Linked DNA regions of Mus musculus: region 2 is linked to region 1. Evidence: chromatin loops called from intact Hi-C (ENCODE). Cell type or tissue: left cerebral cortex. All regions are shown on one strand. Links, peaks and the distances in the headings refer to the core of each region. The heading gives the core; the rest is flanking DNA. Region 1 holds the start of Thbs3 (thrombospondin 3). Region 2 overlaps Dap3 (death associated protein 3).

Region 1 (9,452 bases), core at 3,416-5,915:
GCAGGGGCTGTGGGCAGGGCTGTGGCAGGTCCTTGCTGGAACGCAGCCCTGGCTCTGGTTCCCCAGGAAACCCAGGCGGCAGGGACCACATTTGAAAGACCCCTAAGAGTAGAGAGGTGGGGGCTGGAGAGATGGCTCAGAGGTTAAGAGCACTGACTACTTTTCCAGAGGTCCTGAGTTCAATTCCCAGCAACCACATGGTGGCTCACAGCCATCTGTAATGAGATCTGACGCCCTCTTCTGGTGTGTCTGAACACAGTGACTATGTACTCATATAAATAAATAAAATCTTTAAAAAAAAAAAAAAAAAAAAGAGTAGAGAGGTGGAGTTAAGAAAGGATGAGCCTGGACGAGTCTCGTTCTACCTGTGGAACCTCAGGCAGCCACCCAGAACTACACCTGCTGTATCTATCTCCTTTAGGTTCTCAGCACAGACTTTTTTTTTTAATTTTATGTGCATTAGTGTTTTGCCTGCATGTATATCTGTGTGAGGCTGTCAGATATTGGAATTACAGTGTGAGATGCCATGTGGGTACTGGGAATTGAACCCAGGTCCTTTGGAAGAGCAGTCAGTGTTCTTAACGACTAAGCCATCTCTCCAGCCCCAGGACAACTTTCTTTAAAGGCAGATAATAGCCCCATTTTTCTAATGAGGAAACTGAGGCTCAAAATGATGAAATAACTTGCTAAAGGTCACAACTGTAAAAGGCAGAATCAACCTGGCCATCTTGCATGGTGCCCAAGGGGGACAGGAAGAAGGAGGAAATTTGAAGAGGGAGTGACACGGTTTCCTTTCCCCAGTCAGAGGCAGAGCAGGGCATTCAACTCACCACCGTGTTGGTGCAGATGGAATTTGGGTCACAGCCTCCGTTGTTACCATCATTACATTCATCAATGTCATTGCAGACCTAAAAGGGCAGGGTGGAGGGGGATCTCACAGATACAGAAGTCACTACTGACAGGGCCCATGGGTGAGCACTGGCATGTTTAGACCCAAAGCCAGAGCTGGTGTAGGGGAGTCTCATCTCATTTTTCACAAATCCATACAGACTTTACCATCTGACCTGTTTGCTGGCTCGAGCATAGTCGATGCCCACACCAGACACTCGGGTGCCCTTGTACCCTGGAGGACAGGCCTCGCAGTGGAAGCCAGGCATGGTGTTGATGCAGCTGGACCCCGGGAAACAGGGGTCAGCGTGAGCACACTGGGGACCAAATGAGAAGGCAGACGTCAGGCATTTTCCTGGGGAAGTGAGCAGCTGTGTGTGATCCTAAGAGCATCACTCCTGGTCCCTGGGCAGCTCTCTCAGCCCAACCTCACAGTGCTCCGTTTCCCCTGGCTGGCCATCTCAAACTTCCCTACCTCTCCCCCAGCTCCTTCACCGCATAGCCCTCTAGTCTACCCTTTATCTTTTTCCTCCTTCCTGTGCTTTCTGGTCTCTGAGCTCTCCTGAATTCCTCTGCTTCTGAACAACTTTCACCCATTTTTTTTTGTACCCTCGAGAGCCCCGCCATCACTCACCTCGTTGATGTCATCACAGTGGGTGCCATTGCCCTGCAGGCCAGGTGGGCAGGGCCCACAGCGATAGCCCGGGTACTCATACACTTCCATACAGTCCACGCCTCGGAAGCAGGGGCTGGGGCTGCAGTGTGAACGCTGCTCGTGGAAACCTGGGAGGTAGACACGGTCAGAGCCACCCTCGAGGGTCACTCTTCGGATGGCTAGGAAGGAAAAGCTGAAGCCACACGGTGGGGAGCATAGCAGTGCTCTCTGGGGCCCTCCTCTCCCACTCACCGCACACCTGACACTCCATGATGGTGTTCCGGATGAGTGACATTTCCTTCACCTGACGAGTGAGGAGAAGTCATCTCTCTGCCACTGTCGTCACACCCCACCCCAGAATCGCATCCTTGGCCTGCCCACTCAAACCTGGTCTCGGATGTCGTCCCGAAGCTCCACTAGGATCTGGTTGAAGAGGGTGAGCTGGGTGACCAATGCCTTGGTCTGCTCCCCTGTCAAGGACCAGGGGATGGAGAGACTTAGAATCGGGGAGCCACTCTGGGCCCTCTTTGCACTGTAAGTCAGCTCTTGTCCCCGAAGCCCACACCACACCTTAGACCCCACCCATGACAGAGGACCACCCTTGCCTCCACTGCCTCTTCATAACTGACTCACCTAGAATGGATTGCAGTGCGCTGGTCACTAGAGGAGAAGTGAGAGCAGTCAGTGGGAGATACTAAGGAAGTGGGAAGGAAGGGGGTCTAGAAGAGGGACAGCCCTGGACCCTCAAGAAAGATGAAGCAGTGCAGAGTGTCATGACAGAGGCAATCCACTACACAGCCTTGCACACGGTAGGCAAGCACTCTTCACATAGCCCCTTACTCGGTCACAGCCACCCCTTCCATCAGGCTAAAGGCCCTCTGGGCATTGCCTTATAGGAAGCCAGAAAAATTTCAAGTCTTCATTCCCAGGCATAGTAGTTCCAGGAGGACTCCAAATGAGAGGCAACCCAAAGTAGGTCCAGGCCCCCAGTACATTCCATTTCAAACCCTTCCCCCAAGCTGCCCCTTCAAGAACCCTTTCAAGTCTCTGGGAGAAGTGGGTGTTTGCTTAGGTAAGAGTCTCTAAGCATCCTTGTCACAGACCAGGATGAGAGTCCTTGGCTAAAGGTGCCACTCAATTGTAGGTGACAGTTGCCAAGAGCAACTACAAAAATCTTGAGACTAAGCCATTACCTTACTCCTTAACCCTAGAGTTCCCCGGAGTTACAGCCCTGCTGGATGATCTTATTTTTCTGATCTACACCTCCTACACATGAGTCAAGGATAAAAGACTTGGAGTTGGGGGGAGGGGGGCGGTTGAAAGCTTCAGGAATGGTCAAGCTAAAGGAAAGTGTTAACTGGGGAGGAGGTCAGAAGGATCTGTTACCTGCATTGTGAATGGAGTCGTCTCCTTGGAATGGACATTCACTCAGGGCTCCTACCCGAGCCATGGATCCACCCAGAATAATTTTCATCGATTCCACAAAGCCCTAGGGGTCAGCAGGGAGGCAGGCAGATCGAGCAGCTCCTCTTGGTGCTACAAACCATGTTCCCCAAACCAGAGGTTCCTTCTCACCTGCATCCTCAGATAAGCCTTTTGTCCAGTTCTAATCTCCAGTCCACTGACCTCTGCTGGAGGGATCGGGGCCAGTGCTGGAAGGCCAGCATGTTGGTCACCCAGTTTACAGTCCACATACAGCTGCAGGCCAGGGCTGGGTCGAGAAGGTCCTCGGAGTCGCAGGAGAGCCGTGTGTGTGCGCCCATCAGCCAGGCCTGCTTGCTGTAGGTTCACTGCATGGACTTTGCCATCTTCCCGCTGGTACCGCACCAGCACTGCCCAGGATTGGAGGTCAGTATGTGCACTAGCCCCACCCCATGTTCCAACTGACTTCCATCATCTCTTCTATATACCAATATGCCACCCCATGGCTGTCTGTCTCTTTGTTTTTTTTGAGACAGGTTTATCTGTGTAGCTCTGAGTATACTGGAACTCACTCTGAGGAACAAGCTGGCCTCAGACTCAGAGATCTGCCTGCCACTGCCTCCATCTGCCTGGAATTAAAGGCGTGTGGCATGACAGCTCAGAGAGAAACTACAAATTAGGTTAATTCCTAATGTGTAACTCTCAACACCTTGTATGTAACAGGTGCACAATAAATGCTTTTCAGCCAGGCGTTGATGTGACAAGCACTCACAGGACCAGGCATGTGGATCTCTGAGTTGCAGGCTGGAGCTACATGGAGAAACCCTATCTTGAAAAGTAAATAAATGTATAAACAATGAAAGTAGTAAATGAATGCTTTTCAAATTGGCCTTAGATGACCTTATTCTCCATGTCTAGGAGACTATCCTTTCCCAAGGTGGCAACTAGATCTGTACCCACTGAACTTTAGCAAAGATCTGAGTGGTACAGTCATTGCTGGGACACAGAGCTGTCTCACCCTCCCTGAGCATCCCAGCCTACAACCTGCCATCCATCCCTATAAATACCAGCCTGACCCAACTGTTTGAGTTCCTCCATACCAGTAGCCCTAGTAGAGGTCATGGAGAATAAAGAGGCACCTGGGAGAGGGCATGAGGGAGACTGCTCAAGGGGTCATTGATGCTGGAAAGGGGTGCCCACCAGTCACCTTTGTTGATCTTGCCCACAACAGAGGCCTCCAGCCATCGTGTGTTGTCTTGGCGAGAGTAGAGGCCAAAGAGGACACCACCTTGCTTTGGAGGGAGGCGGAAAGTGGACAAGAGGTAGATATCCCCAGCAGTGAGTAAAGCTGTCCGAATCTTCTCTGCCACAGCTACCATCTGCCTGGATTCGCCCACTGTCAGCAGGTCAATTACTGGCCAGATAGGGATTTAAAAATTAGAGGAAGTGGTTGGAGTCTGAGGTAGGCCTGCCCTCTCTCCTGAGCTCTCAGAGGTGAGGCATCCCTTTTTTTTATGTTTGTTTTTTTTTTTTTTTTTTTTTTTTTTTTTTTTTTTTTTGAGACAAGGATTTTCTGTAGCCCTGGCTGTCCTGGAACACACTCTGTAGACCAGGCTGGCCTCGAACTCAGAAATCCGCCTGCCTCTGCCTCCTGAGTGCTGGGATTAAAGGCGTGCCCCACCACGCCCGGCTGAGGCATCCCTAATTATCATCTTCCTACCTCTGAACTGCATCCTCAAAACTCAAACTCTTTAGGGATGCTGGTACATGCCTGTAGCCTCAGGCTGAGAGGACTGCCTCAAGCAATCAGGCAGCCTCCGCTACTTTAGACCAGGCTACAAGACCCTATCTCTAAAAACAAAACCATTGGCCCTTTTTTTGTTATCAAGGCAATGCTTCCCTCCCAGCACCTTCTATTGCTTCCAAAGCCTTGGGAACCTATAGGCTTAGAGCCCACTTACAAATACCAAAGCCACTCGCAAACTTCCTATGTCCCACCAGGTGGCGCAAGGGAGACATTGCTGACTAGAGTCTGGAGTGGCACCTGGTGCCCACAACTCAGGAACCAGGAGTACCATCTCTCCATTGCTGGGTTTAGCACACTCCAAACCCTGGGGCCGGTCCTCCCATCCCAGGGGCTCATCACACACATCTTACAGCCGTCCACAAAGCGCTCTGACCCTCCCATCGCTGTTTAGTCTTTCCCCCCTGGGAATGTAGGACCCAGCCAGCATCTCTTCCTCCTGTGTCCTGGCCAATCTGTGGTTTCCCTTCCAGCCAGTAAAGAATCTTTGCTTGTGTCATCTGCTCCTACCACCTCTCCTACACCACCCATGGGCCATCCCCCCACCAGACCTCCGGGAGAGTTCAAGCTGCCCAATCCCCACCCCCGCCCTATCTTTTAGAAACCAAGAGCCAGAGTAAAGGGGGGGGGAACCAAGCCCAGGGTCCCCCACCGTGCAGTCACCATCAATCAAGCTGCTTGCCCAGACTATCCTGTTGATGCTCTGAGACTAACTCTGTCGTGGAGTCCTCCTGGATCCATCCTGGTCTCAGTGCCTGACACTGCACCAATCTGCACTCACCCACCACTCTGGTGCCCACCCCTCCTACATTATCACCAACCCTTCACTCTTCGCAGTGTTAACTTTTCTCTCCAACCCATTTCAGGACTCTTCCCTCTCTCTCAAACTCACATGTGGTCTGTTATTTGCCTGGGGGCAAAAGAAAGGAGACAAAGAGGTGTCAAGGGGGATGAATGCAGGCTTACCCTGAAGGTCCTGACTGCCACACGTGTAAGAGCAGAGGAGGAGGAGAGCCAGGACACCCCAAAGTTCCGGCTTCTCCATGCCGCTTAGCCGGTTCACTACCCCTGGCAGGCAAGGCGACTGGGAGGGAAAAAGACTAGGCGGAGAGCAGGAGCAGGAGGGGGGCGGAGGGACTGAGGAGCGAGCTGGGGGGTTGGGGGGGAGCAGGCGGGTAGGGGGGGGGGTTGAAACAAAGAGCTGCCAATCACCTTGGAGGCATCACCGGCTCCCGAAACCAGAGGCACTGGGAAAGAGTCCCAGAGCTTTCCTTGCCTCCTGCTCCACCATAATGATTTTCCTCAAAGATGCTTCCCTTTAGCCTGACATCTGGTTCTTGGGAGCTTTCAACTTAACAGCGCTACCAAATGCTACTGTTCTCTGCAAGCAGTGGTTGGAAAAGTCAGAATCCCCTGCCTTGGGCAATTCTAGGTTCTAGGCATTATTTCACGGTTGGCGGAAATGGATGTCAGTGGACCATCCTTTGCTACAGTGCCTAGAAGACTACGTACGACACGAGGCTTATTGATGTGGCACAGCAAAAAAAAAAAAAATTTTTTTATTACGGTGTGTTGCGTCCCTGACATGTGCCCATTCCTCCATTTCCCCTCACTCTTGGGAAAATAGAAATCTGGAAGCACCGACGAGAACTTGATGGCTTTCTAAGACATCAGAAAGGGGAAAGCATCACCAGAGGCTAGAGCCATAAACTAGAAGACAGGAGCGAGGATGGGACTGGGGAACACTGGATACCGCGGGATGGCCCTGTCCGGGGTGAACCCGAGGGGAGCTGGGGACCGACCAGGAGTTCCCGTTACGAAGGCAACTGCCCGCGAGCCGCACCTCCCCTTCCCCCACTCAGGCCCCAGCCGGGCCTCAGCTCGGGCGCCGCCACCGCCCCTGTTTTGTTTCCATGGCGACAGGCAGCGCGAGGCCCTCTCCAAACATAACGCGCAGTGGAAAACATGCGGCTCGGGGGACCCCCCCGCGGCGTCCGCTCAGGGCTGAGACCTGAGAGGGCCCGGGGTTGTCGGGGCCATGTGCAGTTTGGCAAGTGCCCCCAGAGACCGACAAGCCGCACCAGATGCCCCTCTCCCAAGCCCTCCGTGTCGCCGGCGGTTCGTGGCTACGCTCGGCAGAGGCGCCGCGAAAGTCCCAAGCGCGTCTGGACGGCGGCCCTGCTCCCTTACGGGGGCCGCCTCAGGACGAGCCCGCGGCGCTCCCCAGAAGGCCGATGCCCCACCTCTCACAGCCCCGCCGCGGCTCAGGCCGCCAAGAGCCACGCCTCCCCAGACCCCAAAGCCCCGGCGGCCAGGGAGGCGGGGACCAGGGGCGGTTCCTGGCGAGAGAAGGCCGACGCATACGAGAAGGTGCTTCCGGGTCAGAGAGCGTACAAGATGGCGGCGCCCATGGAGCTGTTCTGCTGGTCAGGGGGCTGGGGATTGCCGTCGGTGGACCTGGATAGTCTGGCCGTGCTGGTGAGGGCTCATGCACCTGTCCTCTGATCTCTGGAGAGCCGGAGTGGGTGCTCGAGCTTTGCCGAGAACCGAGACGCATGCGTCTTGAGAGAAACTGAGGCAGTCGAAGGCCGATGTGGGCTCCGCGCCTTACGTCCGGATTTCCTAGGATCGATTTGTGTAGCAGTGGAAGTAGGCTTGGTCAGGGCTTCAGAAGATGGGTTTAGACCTTGCCTATCCATTTATTGGCTGGGTGACCTTGGGATAACCCCTTCTGGACGATCTCTTCTTTTTCCGCTATGAATCCATTGAATCTCGTTTTCGTAGACCAGACAGCCCCACAGCCAGACTGTGTAGGAAGACCTTTAGAACTAGGCAGACTTGCTTCTCTTCATTCAACGTCTTCGGGATTGCAAAAAACATTTATTATGCCTCTTAGAGTAAAAAACATTCCCTTGCAATACGATTTTGACCCTTGTATTGAAATTGTTAACAGAAAGGCAAACATGTAAGCAAATAATGAAACGATCACGTGTATTGATGTAAAGTAGAAACAGAATACAGAGACTGTCAAAGTAAATCAGTACTTCCAGGAAGAGGGAAGTTAATTAGGAAAAGCTTTTGTGAATAGGCTTTACAGTGTAGATGGCATAAGGGTAGAAATCTTTTCCTAATGTTTAATCTTGGAAATGGACATATAAACATGTCCATGAACTGTCTGGTCTAGTTTGCCCATTTGTAAATAGGAATGACACCCTCTTTCCGCCTCTCCTTTTGGTATAAAAGTATAGACCATAGAACATAATTTACTGAGTCACGGATTCTTTTCTTGGTTTCTTTATGAAGCCATACCCTGGCCTCTCTACCGTCTGCTTCCTTCCCTGCAGACCTATACCAGATTTACAGGCGCCCCACTGAAGATACACAAGACCAGCAATCCTTGGCAGAGCCCTTCAGGTATCCCTGAGGGACAGGAATGTGCCAGGGGAGGAGCAGGGGACAGGAATGCAATGCAAATGAGTATGACTAGGCAAGCTGGACCCTGTGAGTATACTTCTTTCTCAATATCAGGAACTCTGCCTGCTCTTCGAACCAGTGATGGGAAAGTCATTACAGTGCCACACAAGATCATCACCCATCTTCGTAAAGAGGTAGGTGACTTGAGTGGGGGCTGACAATGGAGGAAATCCAGTCCGTGAAGTGTAACTTATTTATTGGCCACCAGACACAGGCCAGGCAAGAGCAGTGTGATCCAGAGCAGGGAGGAGCAGCATGGGGGATGCAGTGTGACTGTGACAAGCAGTTGGCCAGATAGTGAACTTAAGGGGCTGTGGGGTGGGATAAGCGGAGAAATCAAATGGGCAGGGAGGAAGAGAAATACACAGGCTGATGACACATGGAAAATAAAGAAGAGTAGAGAACAGCAGTTGGTTTCCGGGTAGACCTGAAAGGAATTTCTAATATAAACCGTCATGGTGGTACACGCATATAATCCCAGCACTTGGTAGAAGTGGGATGATCAGAAATTTAAAATCATCTTTGGCTACATAGTGTGTTTGGGGCCAGCCTGGAAGACATAAGAACCCCTCTCAAAAAAGAAAAAAGTCACTGGGCAGTGGTGGCACACATCTTTAATCTGAACACCTAGAAGGCAGAGGCAGGCAGATCTCTGTAGTTGAAAGTCAGCCTGCTCTATAGAGTGAGTTCCAGGCCAGAACTGTCAAAGAAAGGAGTAAAAGTCGGGGGAGAGAGAGAGAGAGAAAAAAACCACAAAGATTTCTAAGGACTATTTCTCTTCTCAAGTGCTAAGTTATGCTAGATACAGGACTCAGGATGGACAAAGCTTCGTGCCAGGTTTGGATGATTAAGAATTACGAGAGAGTAGAGGCCTTGGCTCTGTTATTCTGTCATTGACTATGACGTTGGACAGGTGATTTAACTTCTCAAAGTAATGAACTATTTGTTTTGTAAGCATTTATTTCTCTTGCTTTGGGGTGTGTGTGTGTGTGTGAGCACATGCCGTGGCACACTTGGGGAGGTCCTTGGACAGCTTGGTAGACTAAGTCCTTTCCTTCTGCTATGTGGCCTCCTGCAATGCAACTCTTGTCATTGAGCCTGACAGCAAGGACAGTTACCTGCTAAGGCAGCTCACCAACTACAGTTCCTTACTTGTAAACTAGGGTGCTTAGGCAGGATGCTCTCAGAGGCCTGGCATTCATAGCGTTG
Region 2 (9,452 bases), core at 2,713-5,212, 280 kb after region 1:
TGGCGGGCGTTTCAGAGGTTGCTTGTGTTTTGTTTTCTTGGGCAGAATGTTATTTATTCCAGGCTGGCCCTAAACTATATAGCTGAAGATGGCCTTGAAATTCTGATCTTCCTGCATCCACCTACTCGGTACATGGTTTTGAAATTTAGTTTTATTTAACAGGAGACATAATAATTTTCACTCAGTAATAATTTTTGTATGTTTGAGACAGGGTATCTCTGTGTAGCCCTGGTTGCCCTGGAACTCACTTCATTTGTTTGATCAGGCTGGCCTCGAACTCAGAGAGACCCACTTGCCTCTGCTTCTGAACTACTGGGATTAAAGATGTGCACTACCTTGCCTGGCCAGTCTATATCTTCGACATTGATCCTTTCATTATAGCTTCTTTCCTGCTATTTCTATGGGTCAGTGGATATTTTACTTTAGGTTTGTTTGTTTGTTTTTACAATTTTCAAATAACTCACACTCCTCTGCTATAAACATTCTTATATTTTCCAGTGTATATGCATATGTAGTTTTCTAGAGTAAATATGAAGGAATGGAATAGCTGCATATTCATATGTCTTCAACTTTGTAAAGACTGATTTTCCAATACATTTGGATTTACAACTATTGTGGCATTTCTTCATTGGCATCTCATTATGAAGGCTTTAATTTCATTTTCATGACTTGGGGTGAGGTTAAACTTCCTGCCATAATGTTTCCTAAGTGAAATGGTTTTTCTTGTCTTTTGCCCAGTTTGTTGATTCATAGATGATTTTCATATATCTAGACAGTATCAGATTTTTATATTACTTACATTTTTATTAAATAGTGGCTTACCTTTTTTTCTCTTTGTCTTTTTTTAAGAGAGCAAAGACCATGCTGACAGGAATAACAAGGCTTTTCTCCAGGGTCCAGAAGGTGAGTTCCCACAAACTGCTTTACTTTCAGGTAAAATTCTCAAGCCTGGCGTGGTGCCCGCGCCTTTAATCCCAGCACTCGGGAAGCAGAGGCAGGTGGGTTTCTGAGTTCGAGGCCAACCTGGTCTACAAAGTGAGTTCCAGGCCAGTCAGGACTATACAGTGAAACCCTGTCTCGGAAAAAAACAAAACAAGACAAAAAAAATTCTCAGAAGACTACGGCAAGATGACTGGGAGTTCAAGGCCAGCTTGGCCTGCCAAGTGAGAGTCTGCCTAAGCAACAGGCAGAGATAGTAAGCCTGAGGTAATGTGTGAGGAGGAGGTGGCGTTTTTACAAACTGGTAACTTTGAGCTAGCTGGCTATTTAGACATGGCACTTTTGATAAGAGACTAAAATTGTTTAGAGAATGGACTGCGTGAGGAGGGTGGGAAGGTGGCGAGTTAGTCAGGAGGTAATGCCACTCAAACGTGAGGGCCTGTGCAGCACTCTAATGAAAGCTGGCATGGGCTGAAACACCAGAGCTGGTAGGCTGGGTGTAAGTAGACCCCTGAAGTTGATTAGCTGGCTAGCCTAGCCGAATTGGTAAGCTGCAGGTCCACTGAATAAGTAAGGCAGAAAGCAGTCAGGGAACACACTGGACATCAGCCTCTAGCAGCCACCACATGTGCACGCATGAACACACACTTCCATGACACACACAAAGGAGGGAGGACAAGGTAAGACCTTCATCTGGGCTTGGGATAAAGCTCCATAAAACCCTGACTGGACTCAGGAAATCCTGGGTTAGCTTTCCAGTGCCACATAAACTGAACATGGCAGCAGCGGTACTGATCAGGAGTGCAGGCTTTGGAGGTAGCGGCAGGAGGATCGGAAACTCAAGGTCATCTTCAGCTATACAGCACATTTGAATCTAACCTGATCTACATGAGACTCTGCCCACAGCTCTTCACACCACATCACCCCCACCCCTCACAAAAGGTAAGGGGCTAGAGAGACAACTCATAAGTTCAGAGTGCATTCTGAACAAACCTAAGGACCATAATTGGAATTCCCAGCATCCATGGAACAAGCAGAGCCTTCCATAGACACTTGTAACCCCAGGTCTAGCGGAATCTGGCAGGTTTTTCTGGCCTCCACACAACTAACACACACACGCACATACAATGAGGCAAACCTGTACAATTAAAGAATAAGACCATAGTGAATTGGGCATAGTATCACAGTCCTGTCGATAATCAAAGCACTTGGGAGACTGAGATACAAGGATCAAGGCTGGCCAGGGCTACATAGAGAAACCCTCCCTCAAAGTGAGCAAAGGTCTTATACTACTGGTTTGTTTTAGTCTTTTTAATTATTTACCAAATAGTAGTTGTTTCATTTGTTTGTTCATATTTGCTTTTTTAAAACAGAATCTCACTGTGTAGCCCCAGCTGGCCTGGAACTCAAAGGAAATGCATCTGCCTTTGTCTCCCGAATGGTGGGTGCAAAGGTACACACCACCGCTCCCAAGCGTGCTTTAGCGCCTTGGCTCCTCGTGACAGTGCACTGTCCTTGCTTTAAAGTTGCAGAAACTAGAGATTAGAATGGATAAGTAACCTACTGTGAAAATTGAAATTGTAAAACTTTACTACGGAGATGCTGACTGGTGACCTAACCAGTGTCCATGTGGTGGCCATGTTCTCCAGAGGCACGCAGTTCCAAGGTCAGGAGAAAATGACCACTCTGACTGCGTGGTAGGAAGGCAGCACCTATGACAATCACCAGGCCTGGGTTTGCTGAGAACAGGAAATCCTACAGGCCTAAGTCTGGAGGGTAAGAACTGAAGAAGAAAGGGCCGCTTGCAACGGATCCTAGGATTCCAAGAAGGGTTCTTAGGCGCGGAGCATCCCCTGTCCAGTGTGGGATTGGGGGAGGGGCCTGCTCTTTCCTTTTCCTTTTACCCCTACGCTGAGATTTATAAAAGGCCTCTGTGCATTTCAGCGAGTCAAAGCAAAACAAAATGTTAACAAAAGAAATAAAAGCCAATATTGGGGCAAGAAGGAATATTGGCTTGGTGTCTACGAGCACTGGCTGCTCTTGCAGATGATTTAAGTTTGGTTTCTAGCACCCATGAGGGCTCATAACCACATGTAACTTTAGTTCTTGGTGGTCCAGTGCTCCCTTCTGGTCTCTTCCGTACATACAGGCATAAAAGTTATACATATAAAAATAAGGGCCAGGTGTGATGGCTCGTGCATTTAATCTCAGCAGGCAGAGACAGCAAATCCCTGAATTTAAGGCCATAGTGAGTTCCAGGTCAGCCAGGGTTCCATAGTGAGACCTTGTGTCCAGAATGGGTGTGTAGTTATAGAGTTGGCTCATGGTGAGGAGCACTGGCTCCTCTTTCAGAAGGTCTGTGATTGATCCCCACCACTGACTTGGTGGCTCACAACCATCTGTAACTCTAAGTTCCAGGTTGGCCTCTGAGGGCACACTTGTGGTGCACAACCTTACGTGCAGGCAAAATATCCATTCACATAAAATTAGAATGTATAGTTTCTTAGTGTATATGTTTTCAGTTTGGCTCAGGATGACCCTGCGTAGCTCATGGGTAGTGTTTGAGGGACTGCATTATGTTCACTGTGGAACTAAGCTGAGGGAATTCTACATAGAGCCGTTTATCCTAGAACTCAGACTAGCTGCTTAGTTCCATTTATAACACTTTAAGACATAAGGAATCCATTTTGTTTTTTATTTACTGAAGGAAACAAAACAAAACCTGAGGTCATCAGAATACTGTAGAAATAGCACCACCTTGTGGCCATTGAGTATTTTTAGTTAATTTTATTTACATGTGTGGTGGTTGCCTGTGCCTATTTGTGCACTGTGTGCATTCCTATTGCCACTGGAGGCCTGAAGAGGGCGTAGATACCTGGGACTGGAGTTACTCATTATTGTGAGCTGCCATGTGGGTACTAAGAATAAACCAGGGTCTTCTGGAAGACAGCCGATACTCTCAACAACTGAGCCAGCACCCAAGCCAGCACCTAGTTTTCTTACTTTAAAAAAATGTATTCCTAGCCGGGCGTGGTGGCACATGCCTTTAATCCCAGCACTTGGGAGGCAGAGGCAGGCAGATTTCTGAGTTCGAGGCCAGCCTGGTCTACAGAGTGAGTTCCAGGACAGCCAGGGCTACACAGAGAAACCCTTTGTGGAAAAAAGAAAGAAAAGAGAAACTGTCTTCCTGAGTATGAGCATGTGGAGGGTGCAGGTGTGGGAATTATTTCTTCAGCTTTCACATGGCTTCATGGTGACCCAGTTCACCAAGAGTACATAACAAGCACCTTTACTCCTGAGACGTCCCGAGATGTGGCAGATGTGGTGGCACATACCTGATGAAATCCAGGTGCTTGAAATGCTGAGGAAGGGATTTTGAAAATTAAGGCCAGCCTGATCTATATAACAAGTGCCAGGACAGCCAGGGCTAAATGGTGAGATCTTGTCTCAGAACAACAAGGCCGGCCGATGGTAGATGGAAAGGGCTGGCGCCTTCTCCTGGTACTCGGGTGTATTACTCAGGTGCTGTCCTGAGAGCAGCTCTTCCTTTGTCTTTGGTATGTTTAGTATCCTGGCTTTGCTGGCGAGAGCAGGAGCTGGATAGAGACGGAAGCCCATCCTCAGCTATCAGCGGGGTCCTTGGATATGGTGGGGGCTGCGGCTACTTGCTTCCTTCTTCCCTCCTTATATTTTGCTTTGTGTTTAATCTGTATGGGGTTTTGCCTTCCTGGGTGTCTGCATATTCCATGTGTTCCTGATGCCTGCACAGGCCAAAAGAGTGTGTTGGAGCACTTTGAACTGTAGTTACAGACAGTTGTGAGCTGCACATGGGTGTCGGGCATTGAACCTGGATCTTCTGGAAGAGTTAGGTCATCTCTCCAGCTTCCTCTCTTCTTTATCTTTCATTCCTTTGGCTTGAGACAAGCTATTATGTAATCTAGGCTGCCACAGCAAGAGAGGATGGAGCTTAATAGCCATTCTCAGCTGGTTTTCATTTTCAACAACTGACAGTATTCCCACTCCTGGCTCTGTAGCCAGCTGTAATCCCCTAGCAGTGGGTTAGAGGACTATTTGAATTGTTTGGGAGATAAACCTGCCTCTGCTATAAATTTGAGTTATATTCTAAAAATTATGGCAACCTATTTCTTTACACTGTTGGCTTATATTAAAATCTGCCACTAATATTTCAGACTTGGTGTGCACTTGGGAGGATGCTTGGAGCCTCCACACATGCATGAGTGCATGCAAACACCAAGCACACAGTAATATGAAAGGCTGAGAGATGGCCAGGTGGCTGAGAGCAGTTGCTTCACAAGCATCAGGACCAGACTCGGATCTCAGCACCCACATTAGAAGCTGGGATCTCATGTGCGACCACAGTTCCATCTGTGAGAGAGGAGAATCACTGGAACTGTCAGCATCCAGACAGGTGGATGCGCCCACCCACCCTCCCAACCCTAGGTCCAGGAAGAGTCAGTACCTCAATGGCCCAACACTGTCTTCTGGCCGTGTGTGCACAGGCATGCTAGTGTGCTCCCAGGCGTATGCACTAAGTAAGTTCTCGAAGAGGGTTGGCAAATGGTCAAGCGAGTGAAGATCCTTGCTGCCAAGACTACCACCTAGACTCTGTTCCAGCTCGCGTGATGGAAGGAAAGCAAGCCTCACTTCCACAGGTTGTCCTCTGCTTCCCCCACACTTCCCCAGGCTGTGCCCCTCATACCACATATAGCATTAATTGATAAAGAAATATGAGAAAGTTAATGTAAGGTATGAAAAAAAGGGTTGGCAAAGTGGCTCATAGGGTTACAGAATGCGGTGCCAAGCATGGTCATCCACAAGATGATAGAGAGAGGCCCTTCCTGTTGTCCTTGGGAACCATGATATGATAGAGAGGAGAGGACCTTCCCTGTTGTCGTCAGGACCTACAAGATGATAGAAACAGGACCTTTCCCAGTTATTCTTTGGTTTCCACATGTATACATTGGCATGTGCACATCCATACAAACAAGCACAAATAAATGTATTTTTTAAAACATTTTATGTTGGGGTAGAGACAGGTGGATTTCTGTGAATTCAAGGCTAGCCTGGTCTGCACAGTGAGTTCTGGGTCAGCTAGGGGGTAAGTCCCTGTCTAAAAAATAAAATAAAAAGTGATTTTTAATGAAAACAAAAGGTAATGGAAAGAGTAGAGATTTTAGAGTCAGTCTTGGATATCGTGTTAGTTAGGGTTTCTCATGGTGATTAAGCACACAGACCACAGCCAGTTTGGGGCAGAGAGGTTTTGTATTGGCTGGCATCTGGAGCCCAGTGTGCCGTGGAGGACACTGCTGCCCTGCGAAGCTCTCCTTGCTTGCAGCTCCCTCTTCTGTTCTCTTGAATTTCTGCCCTACGCTGGAGTCTTCTGTGAAGGCTTACTGTCTTTAAGCTTGATTGAGGGAGTTATTCCTTTAGGAAGCATCTCATAGAGCCCAAGCTAGACTTGGCCCCCTGCTCCTACCGAGTGCCAGGATCATAGACATGCACCCTTGTGCCCTGCTAATTTGAGAAATTTTCTTAGTATTTTTCTCATATTTATCTCCTGAAATGTCATTTGAATCTCCCACCCCCATTCCAGAAGTTTCTAAGTATGGTTAACTAGTTCCTCCTAGCTGGACACTTTACATGCTCCCTCATTACATGTCCCTAATGACAGATTCTTACTGTGCCGGTCATAGCTAGCAAGGCCAGGCATGTTACACTCAGCACTATGAGGAGAAGCAACCAGATCTTCAAGGCTAGACACAAGTCAGACCCTGACACAGTCTAAGGGATGGGGAGAGTGGTCACAGGGTGCTCATAACGTCTCCTTTACTCCCAGCACTCTTTCTGGAGGCAGATTAGAGGCAGCCAGACCCATCCAGCCTGTGAGCACGAAGCAACCATTTATCGCCAGCCATGCTGAAGCGTATTGCACTGACCCTCACAGTGGAGGCTCCTGTGCTGTTAGGAACCCTGTATAGCAGTGGGACGTGGATTAAACACATTTCCTACCCTGCACATGGGTTCACCTGCCCTGTGTTTCCAGCTACTCAAATGTGGAGACAAGAGATTCACTGAGCCCAGAATTCAAGGCCAGCCTGGACAACTAACCAAGACCTCAGCTCAGAAAAACACAAGTATGGCTGAGAGAGAAGGTTCAGCTGACACGTTAGCCTCAGTGCTTGGGAAGTGGAGACAGGAGTGCCGTGAGCAGTTAGCTCAGCAGAGGCTGCGCTGACCGGTTGGTTTCCATTGTAAGACAGAGCCCTAGCGTAGCAGTATACATGCTAAAACAGATCCAGAAGCTAAAAGGTGTGACTGGATTTAGTAAAGATCCGTTCTATATAAAACTAAAACATAGTTTAGTGTCATGATTTCCTGATAGAGTCATAGCTTGAGACCTCAGTGTTACAACAAGCATTGAAAAACCAGATGATTCCAGAACACTGAAACATTTTCTTTTGTAGTTGGACCCGAGGTGTTTTTTGCACATGAGTGTTCAAGCGACTCAGAACAGTCAGGTTCCAGCTGAGCGTCCCAGAACTGTTTCCCGCACCAGTGACAGTGACCCGGTAAGTTGCTGATGTGCGTGGGTTTCAGAGATTATAATTTGTGTTGCCATATTACTCCTTTTACATGTCAGGATACTGGTTTTTATATATTGGTCTTTTGTTGTTGGGTTTTTTTTGTTTTGTTTTGTTTGTTTTGGTTTTTCGAGACAGGCTTTTTCCTTGTAGCCCTGGCACTCACTCTGTAGACCAGGCTGGCTTCGAACTCAGAAATCCACCTGCCTCTGCCTCCCAAGTGCTGGAATTAAAGGCGTGCGCCACCAATGCCCGGCTTATATATTGTTTTTAACAAATCTCAATTGTTTGATTTTTACCAATGAAGTCTGAGAAGCCAGATGCTGGAGTGAAAGCCTGCTAGCCCAGAGAGACAGAGGAAGCACCCAGCTGACCTACCTCTTCAGCTAACATCCCAGAAGCAATGCCTGTCTCTCATGCAGTCTCAAAAACTCTTTCAAGCCAAATGTCCCTCCCTTCTACTTCCTGTGGTGTCTCTCTACCCATCCTCCTGACTCCCTCGTCCTCTCTATTAGTTCTTAATAATCCTGTGTCCCTCCCTGTCAGCTGGCTGCTTGGTGTACCTCTTGACCTGGGGTTGACTTTATTTAATCCTGTTTATAATATTCAAGCAGAAAGCTCTTGCATTAAAGTTGTGTGCTAAGGCTGAGCTATACCACAACTAAAAACAGGTTTTTTTCATTAACTAACACAGTCCTGGGGTTCACAGTGTGATCAAATCTCCTGCACCATACATACGCTCAGGTAGGTGAGACACCTGGGCTAGCATTCTTAACTCGCACCTTCCCTTGTTGCTCTGTGGTGCTGTAAAAATATAAAGTACAAAGTTAGTCCAATTTCCTTCTAATGTGATCTTAATAATGAATTCACCTAGTGAATCTTGCTGAATTAAAAATTAGCTAAAATAAAGCTGGTATGGTGCACACCTTTCATCCCAGCAAAAGCAGATGCGTCTCTGAGTTCAAGGCCAACCTGGTCTACATAGTGAGTCCCACAGCAACCAGGCTTTGTAGATAGATTCCTTTTCAAAACAGACAAACAAATTGACTACATTCAGTTCCTTCTGAGATAAGTTTCTCAGGAGTTATGTCTTTTAGCTGGGGCTAAGCATTCCTCAAATGAGCACTTGCTCCATATTTTAGACTTCTGGCTTAAGAGCACCCTTCACAGTTCCTGGTTCTGCAGCCCTGCTGTAAACAAACATCTGGGGCCTGGGAAAGATAAGCTTGTGGGATAGCCTTGACGAGTATTCAGGTTTGTCACGAGTGGTGGTGCATGCCTTCAATCCCAGCACTGTTTTCCAATAGTCAAAGGTGTGACACCACACTCTTCCTTTCTGAGCGACTTAACTGGTGTCTTGTTGGCAGGACTGTTCCTCCTGTGACTTTAAACTTTGACAGGCTGGGTACTTTTCCCCCATGCCCAGTGCTGGTTCTGTCTCCTAGAAATAAAATCAGTTGTGTGGTCTCTGTGCTTCTTTAATGTGAAAGAAGAGCTTCATGAGCCTTTTTTCCATGCTGTCCGAAACTCATTCTTTCCATCTTGATGTGGCCATACTGTGGCTGTGTAGACATGTAAAGAGATGCAGATGCCCTCCACCAAGAAATCATCTCAGCCGGGCGGGTTTAACGTTTGTCCTTAACAGTCACCTGGTCTCATGAATGCAAAATGAAATAAATTAAGGAAGTCCTCTGGAGTTTCCATGGAAACAGCATCATGCAGCTCTTGCCACATGTCTGGAGCATCTCTCTTCATAGCTTAAAAGAATCCAGGTGGCAAAAACTTTGTCCCCATCAGCAGTTATTTCTGAACAACTACTTTTCATCAGGCCCCTGGTTTGGGGTTGCCAGCACTTTGTTAGATGTATATTTGTTGTGGATTTCTGCCTGTGTTATGTGGAGATCAAAGGAC

The links. A loop is a pair of places that touch in the nucleus more often than their neighbours do. Peaks named below come from ENCODE experiments on the same cell type or tissue, not always from the same donor. Only the 100,000 strongest peaks of a DNase experiment are listed, where the experiment ranks them.
Region 2: it touches region 1 in a loop (1.9-fold over the local background); 3 of 42 quality-filtered maps call a loop at or near these places.

The regions. Positions count from the first base shown.
Region 1 is chr3:89,211,608-89,221,059 of GRCm38, reverse strand. It overlaps Thbs3 (thrombospondin 3), which reads right to left and starts at 5,880. Exons shown (of 23, transcript NM_013691.3): 1 at 5,736-5,880; 2 at 4,173-4,379; 3 at 3,119-3,375; 4 at 2,930-3,032; 5 at 2,177-2,203; 6 at 1,931-2,013; 7 at 1,796-1,847; 8 at 1,523-1,671; 9 at 1,065-1,205; 10 at 831-908; 11 at 1-102. The coding sequence starts at 5,814. Mtx1 (metaxin 1) reads left to right here and starts at 7,153. Exons shown (of 8, transcript NM_013604.3): 1 at 7,153-7,247; 2 at 8,114-8,183; 3 at 8,298-8,377. The coding sequence starts at 7,167. In left cerebral cortex, for the core only: a CTCF peak has its summit at 4,956 (motif pointing right); DNase peaks (open chromatin) are centred at 4,970 and 5,875; H3K4me3 peaks cover 254 bases; H3K27ac peaks cover 353 bases.
Region 2 is chr3:88,934,226-88,943,677 of GRCm38, reverse strand. It overlaps Dap3 (death associated protein 3), which reads left to right. Exons shown (of 13, transcript NM_022994.3): 2 at 850-903; 3 at 7,425-7,529. Among named protein-coding and RNA genes, the nearest start is that of Dap3, 11 kb to the left of the region's middle. In left cerebral cortex, for the core only: a CTCF peak has its summit at 3,689 (motif pointing left); a DNase peak (open chromatin) is centred at 3,739.